Regions from separate parts of the Homo sapiens genome. Here region 1 is linked to region 2. Evidence: chromatin contacts called from ENCODE Hi-C or POLR2A ChIA-PET data. All regions are on one chromosome and are shown on one strand. The core of a region is the stretch at or near the end of the contact, and the rest is flanking DNA. Distances in the headings are between cores, read along the strand shown. Region 1 has its middle 63 kb from the start of TENM4. Region 2 overlaps TENM4 (teneurin transmembrane protein 4).

Region 1 (5,678 bases), core at 2,180-4,679, 90 kb before region 2:
ATCGCTTGAACCTGGGAGGTGGAGGTTGTAGTGAGCCAAAATCGCACCATTGCACTCCAGCCGGGGCAATAAGAGTGAAACTCCATCTCAAGAAAAAGAAAGAAAGAAAGAAAGAAACCTTTGTTGAGCATCTGCAGCTACTCTCTCCTCACTCGCCCCAAGGCAGCCAAGGTGGCTCCACCCTGACCTGGGAACGTGCCAGTTCCTTTGGGTCCTTGCTCAAAGGTCACAACCTCAGGTTGGCCTTCTCTAACCCCTTATTTATTTATTTATTTATTTATTTATTTATTTATTTATTTATTTTTTTATTTGAGACAGTCTCGCTCTGTCACCCAGGCTGGAGTGCAGTAGCACAACCTTGGCTGACTGCAGCCTCTGCCTCCAGGTTCAAGATATTCTCTTGCCTCAGCTTCCTGAGTAGCTGGGATTACAGGAGCATACCACCACACCAGGCTATCTAACTCTCTATTTAAAAGTGCAACCCTTTCTTAATCAATCCCTCCCTATCCCCCTTCACCTTCAAAAATGTTATATTTGTTCACTTATTTAATTATCCCTTTTCTCCCACTACAGTGTAAGTTCCATGAGGGTCTACATTTGTGTCTGTTTTCTTCACTGCTGTATCCCTAGGACCTAAAACAATGCTGGTACTTAGGAGATGCTCAATAAATACTTGTTAAGTAAATGCATGAACGAATGAATGAGGGAGAGAATGAATAAATGAAAGAATCTATACTGTAGCAGACCATTGGTGCATAATTTTTTCATAGAGTGCCATGCAAGCACAGATAGGGAACAGCTGCTTGAAAGGGGAAAGTCTGGGAAAACTAAAGAGATGGGACCTTATTTTAGTTCTTCCTTGGTGTTCGGAGGACTGAGCAGGAAGATGGCACTCCAGGCCAAGGGAACAGTACAAGCAAAGTCCTGGCGTCGGGAAACAGGATGATATAATTTGGCAGTGACTATTTCCAGATAGCTAAGGAAGCTTTTCTAGTGTATATTTTACACACTGCAAGATGCCCCTTGGTAAAGGACTCCCTTATTCTGTTCAGAACAAGACAGGCTGGAGATTCACAAATCACAGAAAGACCTGGGTTCAAACCTCAGCTTAGGCACCTCTTAGCTCAATGTGCACTGTATTTCTGTTTCCCTAACAAAAAGGATGAAGATAATAAGTGTGGGGTTGTTGTGAGGATCAAGGAAATAATGCATATAGGGTGCTTATCACAATGCCAGGTACATATGGAGTCCTCAAAGTGTGGCTCTAGTGTAGTGGCTATGAGTGCAGATTTCAGAGCCAGAATGTCTGGGTTGGAATCTTAGCTCCACTGCTAACTAGCTTGGTGAACCTAGGTAACCCGCTTAACTTCTCTGTGCTTCAGTTTCCCCATCCACAAAATGAGGATAATGATAGTGCCTGCCTCCTAGAACTATGGGGACTAAATGAGTCAACAGAAACAAAGCACACAACAGAAGTAAGTGCTATGTTAGTGTCAGCTGTTGCTCAAACTAGGAGTCCATACTGTTTCCTTTTTTTTCCTTCTCATTCAGCACCTTTGGTACTTACTGTTTTCCAGGCAGCCTTGCCTGTGGTTAACTGGAACGCTTTTGTATCAGAAGTTAGCATAATAGAAGTTCTAAGAAGTCCCACAACAAATAAACCTGCTGAACCTCATTCAGTATTTTTCCCATAATAATTTCCCCACGGAATGCTGCCCCCACCTACTAAGAATCTAAAGGCATATTTTCTAGGGACACACCTTTGAGAACTGTTGGGCTTCACCCCTGGGGTATTTGGGGTGGGGGAGCTAGAAGCTCAAAAGGTTGATCTTTCTGGCCCTGGGAAGCTCATAAGGATGTAAGAAGGGAAGTGACCCCATGAAATTCACATTTGAGAAGGCCACCCTCTCAGGCAGCCCCTGTGGATTGGAGATGGGGCCTAGACCAATTAGAGGGCTGTGGCAATGGTCCTGCTGGGGAAAGAAGGTTGAAATCAGGGTGATGGCAGTGGGCTGGAGAGGAAAGAGTACATAGAAGAGTTATTTGGAAGACAGAATGGTCAAGGACAGAGAAAAGCAGGCCAGGCTGAGGGAGACCTACCCCAACACCAGACTATAGAGGCCATATTGATTCTAGCAAACCTAACCCTGAAGGGACACCCTCTGGGTTTCACACAGCCATGCCACTGATTATGGCAGGACTGGAGAGTAATCTCATGTAGGACCTCAGGGGAGGTCACTCAAGATGACTCTGAGGCTCCTTCTTACATAATTTGTCTCAAGGACACCCTGGAAGCCATGAGGAAGGAGAGAGGAGCTAGATCTTTGCTAACGTGAGCACTGGGTCAGAGCTGTTTTTCTTTTCGTGCCCACCAAACTTTCTAACATGTTACACATACACCCTCACCTTGTCTTTATCACCTTCTCGACACCTACACCTGTTCCCTCTGCTCAGATTTCCAAGGGGCACAGCACACAGGAAACGCCAGCTTACATGGGAGAAAGATCTTGGACCTGGAAGGTCAGAGCCCTGGGTTCGAGGTCCACCTCCTGCCCTTCCTAGCCATGTGCCCTTAGGAATTCAATTCATCTCTCTGGGACTCAGTTTCCCCATCTGAAAAATGGGGCTGATAATGCCTCGCTGAGTTGTTGTGGGGTTAGCTAAGATGCCTGCCAAGAGTCAGCAGATGGCCCAGCAGCAGAACATCATCAGCTGACGTTGATTGAGTACTTCCTACAGGTCAAGCACATTTATAAGCGTCTTCCAGGTTTTTTTCTCACTTAATTGTCAACCGTTATGTGGTGGCACTTTCCTTACCCCTACTTTACAGATGGGAAACTGGGACTCAGAGAGGGTAAGTAATTTGTCCAAGATCACACAACTAGTGAGAGGCTGGGAGGCAAACGCAGGGACTCTGGTTGCACTTTTCCACCACTCTGCTGAACAGATGCTCCTAAGGAAGCAATGACAAAGACAACTGTGATGAGAACTTACTGGAATAATGACCTTAAGAAAGTTATTTCATACCTCTGAGGCCCACTGTCCTCATTTATAAAATGGGAACACCACGAGAGCTGAGTTCCCTGGTGCTAAGAATTGCCAGCGGGTTAAACACCAGCTCATGCAGCCAGCCCAGGAACCAGTGACTGCTGTCCTTCCCAGGCTTTTTTAGCTTCCAGGAGAGGGATGGCTGCTGCTATCAGCAATGCCTGGAATCCTCACCATGAAGGGAAAGGAAGCACAAAGGGCTGGGGTTGAAAGTCACAGACAGCCCCCTGGGAGCCCAGTCCTCTGTGGTAAGGCTGCCTTCCAGCTTGGCATTTTCTCCTTGCACTTCTATGGCCAAGCACTAAAAATAGCCTGCAATGGCTCTGCAGCCAGCGGAGTTCCCCACCAAAGACTCTCGCCCTTTATGGGCGGTGATCATCAGCTTCCTTCTGACTGCCATTGGCAATTAAAGCACAGATTATCTCGGCAGAGGCTGTTCCAGAACCCAGGCTGAGCCTGCGAGTCACGAGGGAGGCCACTGATCCAGCTCCCAGCTGAGTGGTCTCCAGGCCAGCTGCACAGCCAGAGGTTGGCCAGCATCCTGTCTGTAAGAAGACTGGGGGTGGAAGTGGGGGAGATGGGTGGAGAAACCAGGTCACAAGAAGAAAGGGAGCTGGGGCCAGAAGAGAGAAAATTAAGGAGCCTAGGTGCTTTCTTCCAAACCAAGAACAGTCTTAAGCCAGAACAAAGCGGACAAGTCAGAGGCAGGAGAATGCTAATTAGCACGGTCCTACCAGCCACCCATCACTGGTAGGCCATGTCCTATAGATGTGCATGTTGTGCACATCACCAAGGTACCCAGGCCAGGGTGGTAAGTGAGGCTGAAACCTGCAAACTGGGTCGCTTAAAAGAAGGGGTAACTTTACCTAATTCACAAAAGGTACTCTATGGATTAGACTTGGCCCTGATCATTGGATATCTACTGTGTACCTGGAAGAGTGTTAGGTATGTTCTGTTCTCTCATTTAATCCTCACCTCAGCCCTTCCAGGTAGGTCTTATTTCCCCATTTTGCTAACAGCCAGAGTTTAGTCACATGCTCAGGTAGACAGACCTAGTAAGTAGCGAAAATGGATTTCGATCCCTGATCCTACCAAGTAAAAAGCCTATGCCATTAGCACTCCACCACTGGAGTTAGTTGTAACAACAATCATCATTTGATTATTTTGCCAGCCATTGTGTTAAACATTTTACATCCATTCGGTTCTCTAAATAACCACTCAAAGTAGGAAAGGTCATCTCCATGTTGTAGATGAAGAAAGCAGAGGTACAGGCAGGTTAAGTACATTGTTCAAGGTCACCCGTAAATGGCCAAACTGGGATTCAAACCCAGGTTTCTCTGACTTGACAGCCCTACTCCTAACAACTGTAACCCAAAGGCCATCTGAAGTCCATTAGTTAGTCCTGTAGGAACTACACAGAAATGGACCTGAATGCCCCTCATTTATACCTGAGCCCTCTCCAGACGCCCCTACTTCACAGCTGGCCCTGATATCCTCCGGTCCCAGCAATGGCTCTGCTTGCCTTGCCAGGCAGAGGAAGATCAGCAGTGATTGGCCATCACTTAATGGGCATGTGCTTGAGGGGGCCTTTCCTCCCCAGGTGTGCTCCATTCTAGCCCAGTTTCAGACATGACCCTTGAGCTTTGGTTTTCCCCACAGTGTGCCATATACTTTATGGAGGTCTGAGTGATGAGAGTGTTTACATCACAGTAAAGCAAATAATGTCCAAGGGAACAATGTCAAAGGGCTCCCCAGCATTTGAAAGCCTGTGGCCAGTCCTGTTCAGGGATATCCTCCCTTACCACCATCCCCCGCGGGCACCAGTGCTCTGCCAGGGTGCACAGTCCCTTCTCTGTCTTCATCCTCCTCTACTCTGTCCCAATCCAAAATTTCCTACTAAAATCTTATGCAAAACAGTATAGCTTGGTCCTTTCAGATTTTCCCTCAGATTCTTCTGCACCCCCGAAGGAAGTGGCCTCCCAATGTATTTTCTTAAATAAATACAACTCTCCCTCTACCGTGAACTCTGGTGCCAGCTGTTAAAATATATTTTTTCACTCCTTTGATACACTGCCAAAGATGGAACAGGCTGCTCCCCATTCTCCAAAAAAGGAGAAGCAGTGTTTTCCCCACTAGAGATAAGCAAACAGAAGCAGGGCGGCCAGACCTCAACAATATCATTCAAGAACAAAGGCTCTAGAGTCAGACCGCCTGGGTGTTGCTAAGCCTCAGTATCCTCATCTGAAAAATGGGAAGAATACTAATACCTCACTTATTGGTAATATCTACCAATAACCACCAGGTTATTAAAAGGATTAAGTAAAATGGGTAAAGTGCTGATCATAGTGCCTGATACGTAGTAAGCCTATAATAAAGGTGAACTATCATTTTCTGTTCATATATTATTTTCTCCTAATCCTAAGACTTTCTAAGACTCTAATTTTGTTCACTAGGGCCTTTCTCAGGACCTGACACATAGTAGGTATTTGATAGAATAAATAAATAAATGGAAGAAAGGATGGATGAAAAAATGAATAAATAGCAGGAAGATTGTCCTATACACCAGAAGGACATCATGAAGCATTCTTAGTACTCTATTGGTTTGATTTCACTTTTTCACTAATCACCGT
Region 2 (6,195 bases), core at 2,217-4,716:
TTTTGCCATTGTCTGGTTATGTACCAAAATCCTAACTGTACCTGAGATAGAAGACGCAAGCTTTGCGCAAAAGCAGTGTTAGTAGCAGGCATACCCTACAGGATTTGGAGCAGAGACCTGGAGAGAAACCCTGAGCCTGCCACCAATTAATTTGTGACTTGAGGCAAATTACCTGACCTTGTTAAGCCTCAGTTTCCCCATCTGGAAACCCGGATCTTAATACCATCTCGTTAGGTTGTTATGAGGGTGAGATGATACAGTGCATGTAAACCTCTTAGCATCATATCTGTCACATAGTAGGGTTGTACCTTAATAAACAGAAACCAGTAATGTTAATTTTACCAAATTTTTATGTTATAGCTGAAGAGTTTCTTTTGTCAAAAAAGAGGCACATGAAAGAATGCTCAGTATCATTAGTCATTAGAGAAATGAAAATTAAAACCGCCACAAGATACCACTTCAAACCCACTCGAATGTCTAAAATTAAAAAGACTGACCATACACGTGTTGGTGAGGATATGGAGCAACAGAAATGTAAAAGGAGACTACTACTTCAGAGAACAGCTTGGCAGCTTCTTAAAACCATAAATACATACCTACCTTGTGACCCAGCCATTCCACTCCTAGGTATTTACCCCAGGGAAGTGAAAGCGTATTGAGATACAAAGACCTGTACAAGAATGTTTGAGGCACCTCTATTTGTAATAGCCAAAAATTGTAAGTCACCCAAATGTCCATCAACAGGTGAATGGATAAACACATTGTGGTATATCCATAAAATGGAATGTTAATCAGCAGTGAAAAAGGAATAAATTCTTGATTAGCCCAACAACATGGATCAATCTCAAAATAATTATACTGAGTGGAAAAAGCCAGACTCAAAAGCATGTATACTGTATGATTCCTTTTATGTTAAATTTCACAAATTGCAGAGTAATCTATTGTGATAGGAAGCAGGTCAGGGGTTGCCTGGAGAGGGTGAAGGGGTGGGAGGGATTATCAAGGGGGATGGGGAAATTTGGGGGATGATGTGAATATGGTTACTATTTTGATTGTAGTGGTGTTTTCACAGTTGTATACTGATATCAAAACTCATCAGGTTGTGCAATTTAAACATGTACAGTTTATTGTATATCAAATATAGCTCAATAAAGTATGTTTAAGTTAATGTTCAGTACAAGGAAAGACAAATCACATCCTCATGCTGGAGTTTGTTTACAAGATGATGAGTTCTCTTCAGATGCCACCACAGTGAGTGGAGTTTGACTCCCAGCCCCAGCACTCACTGTCACCTTGGGCAAGCTACTTAAGCTCTCTGAGCTGCAGCTTTTCCATATGAAAGTGGAGATGGTAAACCTACATCACATCATTCCTGGGGCCTTTGAAGGAGTTAATATACATAAAGCCCTGAGCACCGAGTCTGACCTATAGTGGATGACCCAAATGCTTGTCTATAATGATAGCATTATTTATTATTTTCAGGTATGCGGAATACTTAAATACCCTAAACCACCTGTAAACGAATGAAAATTCACGTGAGTCAACCTGGGTGAAAACCAAAATGCACTTTACTTCCTTGGGGGCATAGACATGAGTGCTTCCAAAGTGCTCTGAAACAGTTTGTTCTTTTTGGTTGATTAAACATGCTTTAATTTCACAGATCCCAGTTCTGTTCAGCAGACATTCTTTGAGGATTGGAAGGACTTCCCAAAGGAAGTGACTAATCATAGAATCTTAGAATCGGACAAGAGAGAGACAGTCTTAATGCAACCCTGTCATCTTACAGACATGGAAACAGAGGCTGAGGAAGAAAGGTGCCTTGTCCAGGGCTGCAAAGTGGTGGGGTGAAGAGGGAACCGGCCTCCTGGCCCCAGTCAGCATGCTTGCCCCTGCACCACGAGGCCTCTCCCCTAAGCCAGGCCGCTTTCCACAGATAGAACGGTGGCAAGGTCAGCTGAGGCCGTGTCTAAATGATCAGAATTAATGGATTCTGAATGAATGAGGTTTTCTGCCCGAGTTTTAGGTTCAAGGAGCTCAGGAGGCACCCGGCCAAGGTTTTGACATTTTTTGCCCATGATTCAGGCAGGGCTGCTTGGTTGGGTTCCATGTCTCTGCTCAGCCCCTCTCTCTGTGATCTGTGTTTCAGATCCATTTATATAAGACAGCTTTGGGAATTACTGTTTTAAAAAAATGAAAAAGCAAGTTGTGTTTTTTTTGCTTCTGCCATAACATATAGGGCTCAAAGAGTTACATCTGTTTCCAGTGGCCAGCAACTTGGAACAGTCCACTCTTAGAGGCCCAATTCCAGAAGACTGGCACAGAAGAAGCTTTCGGCAGCAGGTTGATACCCTTCTCGAGTTTGAGTTGGCATGTTTTACTTGTCAGCATAGGCAGTAATAAGGCATATTCAGATGGCATCTCTATAGCCACTCTTTCTTCTGGTCCTTGGACCAATACTCTGGGATTGGGAGGCAGGATGATTACAGTCCCTTGTCACAGTGTGGAAAGTGAGACTCAGGTTAGTTCAGTGGCTTCTCAAGATCACCAGCTACTGTGCAGCAGAGGTTGAATCCAGGTCTTCCAGTGCAGAGTCGAAAGCTCTTTTTACTATTCCAGGCCAGCTATTCTGGGATGTCTCTTAGGGCTTTGACTTTGAAGGAAGTGCTTTTCCAGTGCGTGCATGTGCATGTTTGTGTGCGTGTGTGTGTGTGTGTGTGTGTGTGTACACATGTGTGTATATGTGTTCATGTGTGTGTGAGTGGAGTTGCAGGGCAGGACCAAGGGATCTGTCTCCCTTTGAGAGCAAAGTCAAGTTGAATTTTGAGGTATAGAGATAAATTATACGTATCTTGTGTTTCTGTTACTCTTTTTTTTTCTGTTCTTAATATAGGGTACATGAATAAGCTCCATGCAGAGCCACAAGGAATTGATCTTTCTTTTTCTTAAAATATTTGCCGTCTATGACTTATCAGTGTGTGCATGCATATGTGTAGATATATATTTTTCTCCTTTTTTTTGCAGACATGATTCTTTTTTACATACTTTAGCATGCCACTTCTAAAAGCAAGGACATTCTTCTACATAACCACAATATGATGTTTATTCCTAAGAAAAGTAATAATAATTTACAGTTATCATCTAACTTCTAATCCATATTCAGATTGCCCCAATTGTTCAAAAATGTTTTTATGGCTTTTTTTTTCTCCTAAACTAGGATACAAACAAGATTTATGCATTACATTTGGTTGGTATGTTGAACCAACATTCCTAATAAGCAGTTTTCATGAGCTAGAATCATCTGCAAATTAGAGTGAAACAACCCTCTCCAGCTGAGGCAGCTGTTAGGGGCTGGCCGTGAAGGTCTCATGGGAACCTTGTGTCTTCTCTCTCATGTCTGCTGACCAATCAGTAGGAGGAGCTGGACTCTCTGTGTCAGGATGGAGCGTGCCAGGGAGGCGGGGAAAGGGAAAGGCAGAGCTGCCTAGCTTCTTGCTGGAAAAGGCTATGGAGTCCAAGGAGCTGAAACCTGCAGTCCACAGCCAGCTTCTTAGGAAGCAGGGAGTTTTCCCAAAGGAGTGGTGCGCAGCCTGGAGTGTGAGCCTGTAGACACCTTGGGAACTGGGGACAATTGCTGGGAGATTTGGGAATCCTATGTGATGAAATGAGGGCAGATTTGGAACACAAGGTGCCCAGAATGTGTGTTTTTACTCTGACTTCATTTTCTGATTCTCATTCTATTTTTTGGTTACAGCCCTTTGAAAATGAACCTGCCCTTGTGGACATAAATAAATAGGTTTTTATTTGCAGTAGCCTGATTTGATGGCCTTTAGTTATTACCACATCATTAGGACATGCTGTAACTAATGCTTCACAAAGGTACCCACCATGGGTGCCTCTAGCACCTGCCCTTGCCTTTGTTATGTAGTGACTCATATCTGTGTCTGCCTTCCTTTCTGGACTGAGTGTTGTCTAGTTCCATTCTTAATACTGACACAGTGCCTGGCTGTGGTGCAAAGAAGATGCTCATGGAATAGGCTGCAGTGATCCAGAGTTGTAAGACAGAATGTTATGGGAGCAGATAGGAGAAGAAAAAATAAATGAATGAATGGATGCATGCACGAAAACATGATAATCAGGAGTGTTTTCCAAGAGGTTAGTAGTTGGAAGTTACTGGGAGATGGGATGAGTATTTATTTGATACATATTTATAAAGTATTTTTATGCCATAGTGCTGTTTTAATCACTTTATAAATAATGAATTTAATTTTCTTACAAACCTAGGAAGTAAGGACTGTTACTTTTCCTACCTCGTATGTGAGGAAACCAAAGCATAGACAGGTTAGGTGACTTATCCAAGGTCACATGGGTAGTAAGTTGGAGCTGGGACTTGATTCCAGATAATTCAGCTCTAGAGTCTACTGTTAGCCACCTCACTCTGTGTGGAATGGGGTTGGGTGTTCCAAAGTCAGGGAAATCACTTGGTAACTGGTGGACCCCAACTGTCTTACGAGGGCTGTCGCTAAGGCTGTCCTGGGCTTACAGACAACAGAGGGTCTGTCACCCAGCTGGGCCATCATGAGGGAGCTGGCCATCTTTGCCATTCCTGGGGCCTGACATCTCACAGCCTGTTGGTTATCCTTACGTGGCAGGCTTTCAGTGATGCGGATGCTTCTTGAGAATGCTCTTGGGCTTTACCAACCGGCTAACTTGCTAGCAGAGCTGGGAAGGCTGTGTCCTCTTGGGGTGTTCGGGAGGGCTCCTGAGCTGTCCTGGTGGTGGCACCCAGTCCATGCCAGGCCTGGCCACCAGGGCCTGACTTCTAACAGGAAGGCTGAGCCAGTGCAGCTCTGTGGTTGTGGCTGAGCCAAGCATCAGTGCTCTGCTAGACTCCTTTGTGAAGCTGGAGTCAGGAATATCGGCTCCCACTACCATAGAATTTCCTCTTGAAGATGAGCATTTGTTGATGTTTAATAATGTTGTTCAGTGGTTTGAATTGCTGCCCAATACTTGTCTTCACACATTGACAGAGCTGAAATAGGACTATCAGAGGAGTAGCCTTCTAGAGTTGGAAGAGAAGTGAAACATCCCATCCACTCTGTTAAGGCTTTGATCACTTCCATTGAACAAATTCTTCCTGAGCTTACAACTGTGCCTGGAGATGAGATAGAGGAAACCAAAAACCAAAAACCCCAAAACCTCAAGGAGCTTGCAATCTGTTGGATGTCCCTCTTTCCAGCTTTTGGTGGAAAGAAAGACTGGAGGGAGAAGGGCTGTAGCAGAAGAGCACCAAGAAGATGCAATAAATGACAAGGGGGAAGAGAGGAAGGCTGCAGCGCAAGGCCAGGAGGGTGGTGTAGCCTAAGTGCAGCATAGGCTTTACAGACCTAGTCCTGATTCTTGCTTCTACTGCTTACTTGCTTCACGCTGGAGAGCAAATCGCTTCTATCATGTTCTGAGTCTCAGTTTTCTCAACTGTAAAATGGGCTAATAATACCCCCTGGAAGAGTTTGTGTGGGATAGTGCCTAGGGCATTGTATTAGTTATCATCAAACAAAAGCAAGGGGAGAGCCATTTAGCACAAGGGTTTATATTGCTACACATCTCAGCAGGCTTTTAGGACAATACTCAGTCACAGCCACTGTGGCCTCTAGATTTCTAGGGAGCCTAATGAAAATACCATGGCCTGGGGAAGATCAAGGGTTCAGGAGTCAGGCAGTCTGTGTGTCCTACTAGCCCAGAAGCTTTAAACTTACCCTCTCTGAGCCTCACTTTTCCTATCTGTGAAATGGCCAAGTAGCCTGGATAGAAGGGCCAGGATCTACCACATGGAAGCAGAAAGTACAAGCTAGTAGAGAATATGGGTGCTGGCCCTGTAATGAGTGACCATATCCACTTGAGTGTGTGTTTGTATGTGTGTGTGTGTGTATGTGTGTGTAGAGGGGCACAGGGATGATTAACAAGGACAGAGGTAGGCCCGACATGGAGAAAGGTTCTCAAAGAACCCTCCCTGTAGAGTACAGGACTTACTATGGAGGTTTAGAGAGAAGGTAAGTGAAAGAAACGGGCAAGCAAGAAACTCACACTTATTAAATGCCTACCACGTACCAGGCACTTCACATCTCCTAAGCTCCTAGCCTTCACTGTAAACCCATCAGGCAGGCAATACTATTCCTAATTTTGAGATGGCCTCAGGAA

What was found. A loop is a pair of places that touch in the nucleus more often than their neighbours do. ChIA-PET counts read pairs that join two places held with the same protein, here RNA polymerase II (POLR2A). Pooled maps may share reads with other maps.
Region 1: a pooled map of posterior vena cava shows a loop between it and region 2 (2.0-fold over the local background). The contact joins two enhancer-like sites. A Hi-C loop is called at or near these places in 26 of 168 maps with a recorded cell type or tissue (CD14-positive monocyte, Caco-2, Calu3 and 19 more), 37 of 37 single-sample maps with no recorded cell type and 34 of 50 pooled maps. POLR2A ChIA-PET finds 5 or more read pairs at or near these places in 2 of 52 experiments (PC-3 and WTC11).

The regions. Positions count from the first base shown.
Region 1 is chr11:79,500,927-79,506,604 of GRCh38, reverse strand. No RefSeq gene overlaps it. Among named protein-coding and RNA genes, the nearest start is that of TENM4, 63 kb to the right of the region's middle. RefSeq lists an enhancer at 3,025-3,524. Within about 2 kb of position 3,429, at least 4 of the 41 ENCODE cell types and tissues checked have a DNase peak (open chromatin) inside an H3K27ac peak, as active enhancers do; they include ascending aorta, where a contact is called at or near this core.
Region 2 is chr11:79,410,687-79,416,881 of GRCh38, reverse strand. The region is part of intron 1 of TENM4 (teneurin transmembrane protein 4); the gene reads left to right. Among named protein-coding and RNA genes, the nearest start is that of MIR5579, 8.4 kb to the left of the region's middle. Within about 2 kb of position 3,466, at least 5 of the 41 ENCODE cell types and tissues checked have a DNase peak (open chromatin) inside an H3K27ac peak, as active enhancers do; they include ascending aorta, where a contact is called at or near this core.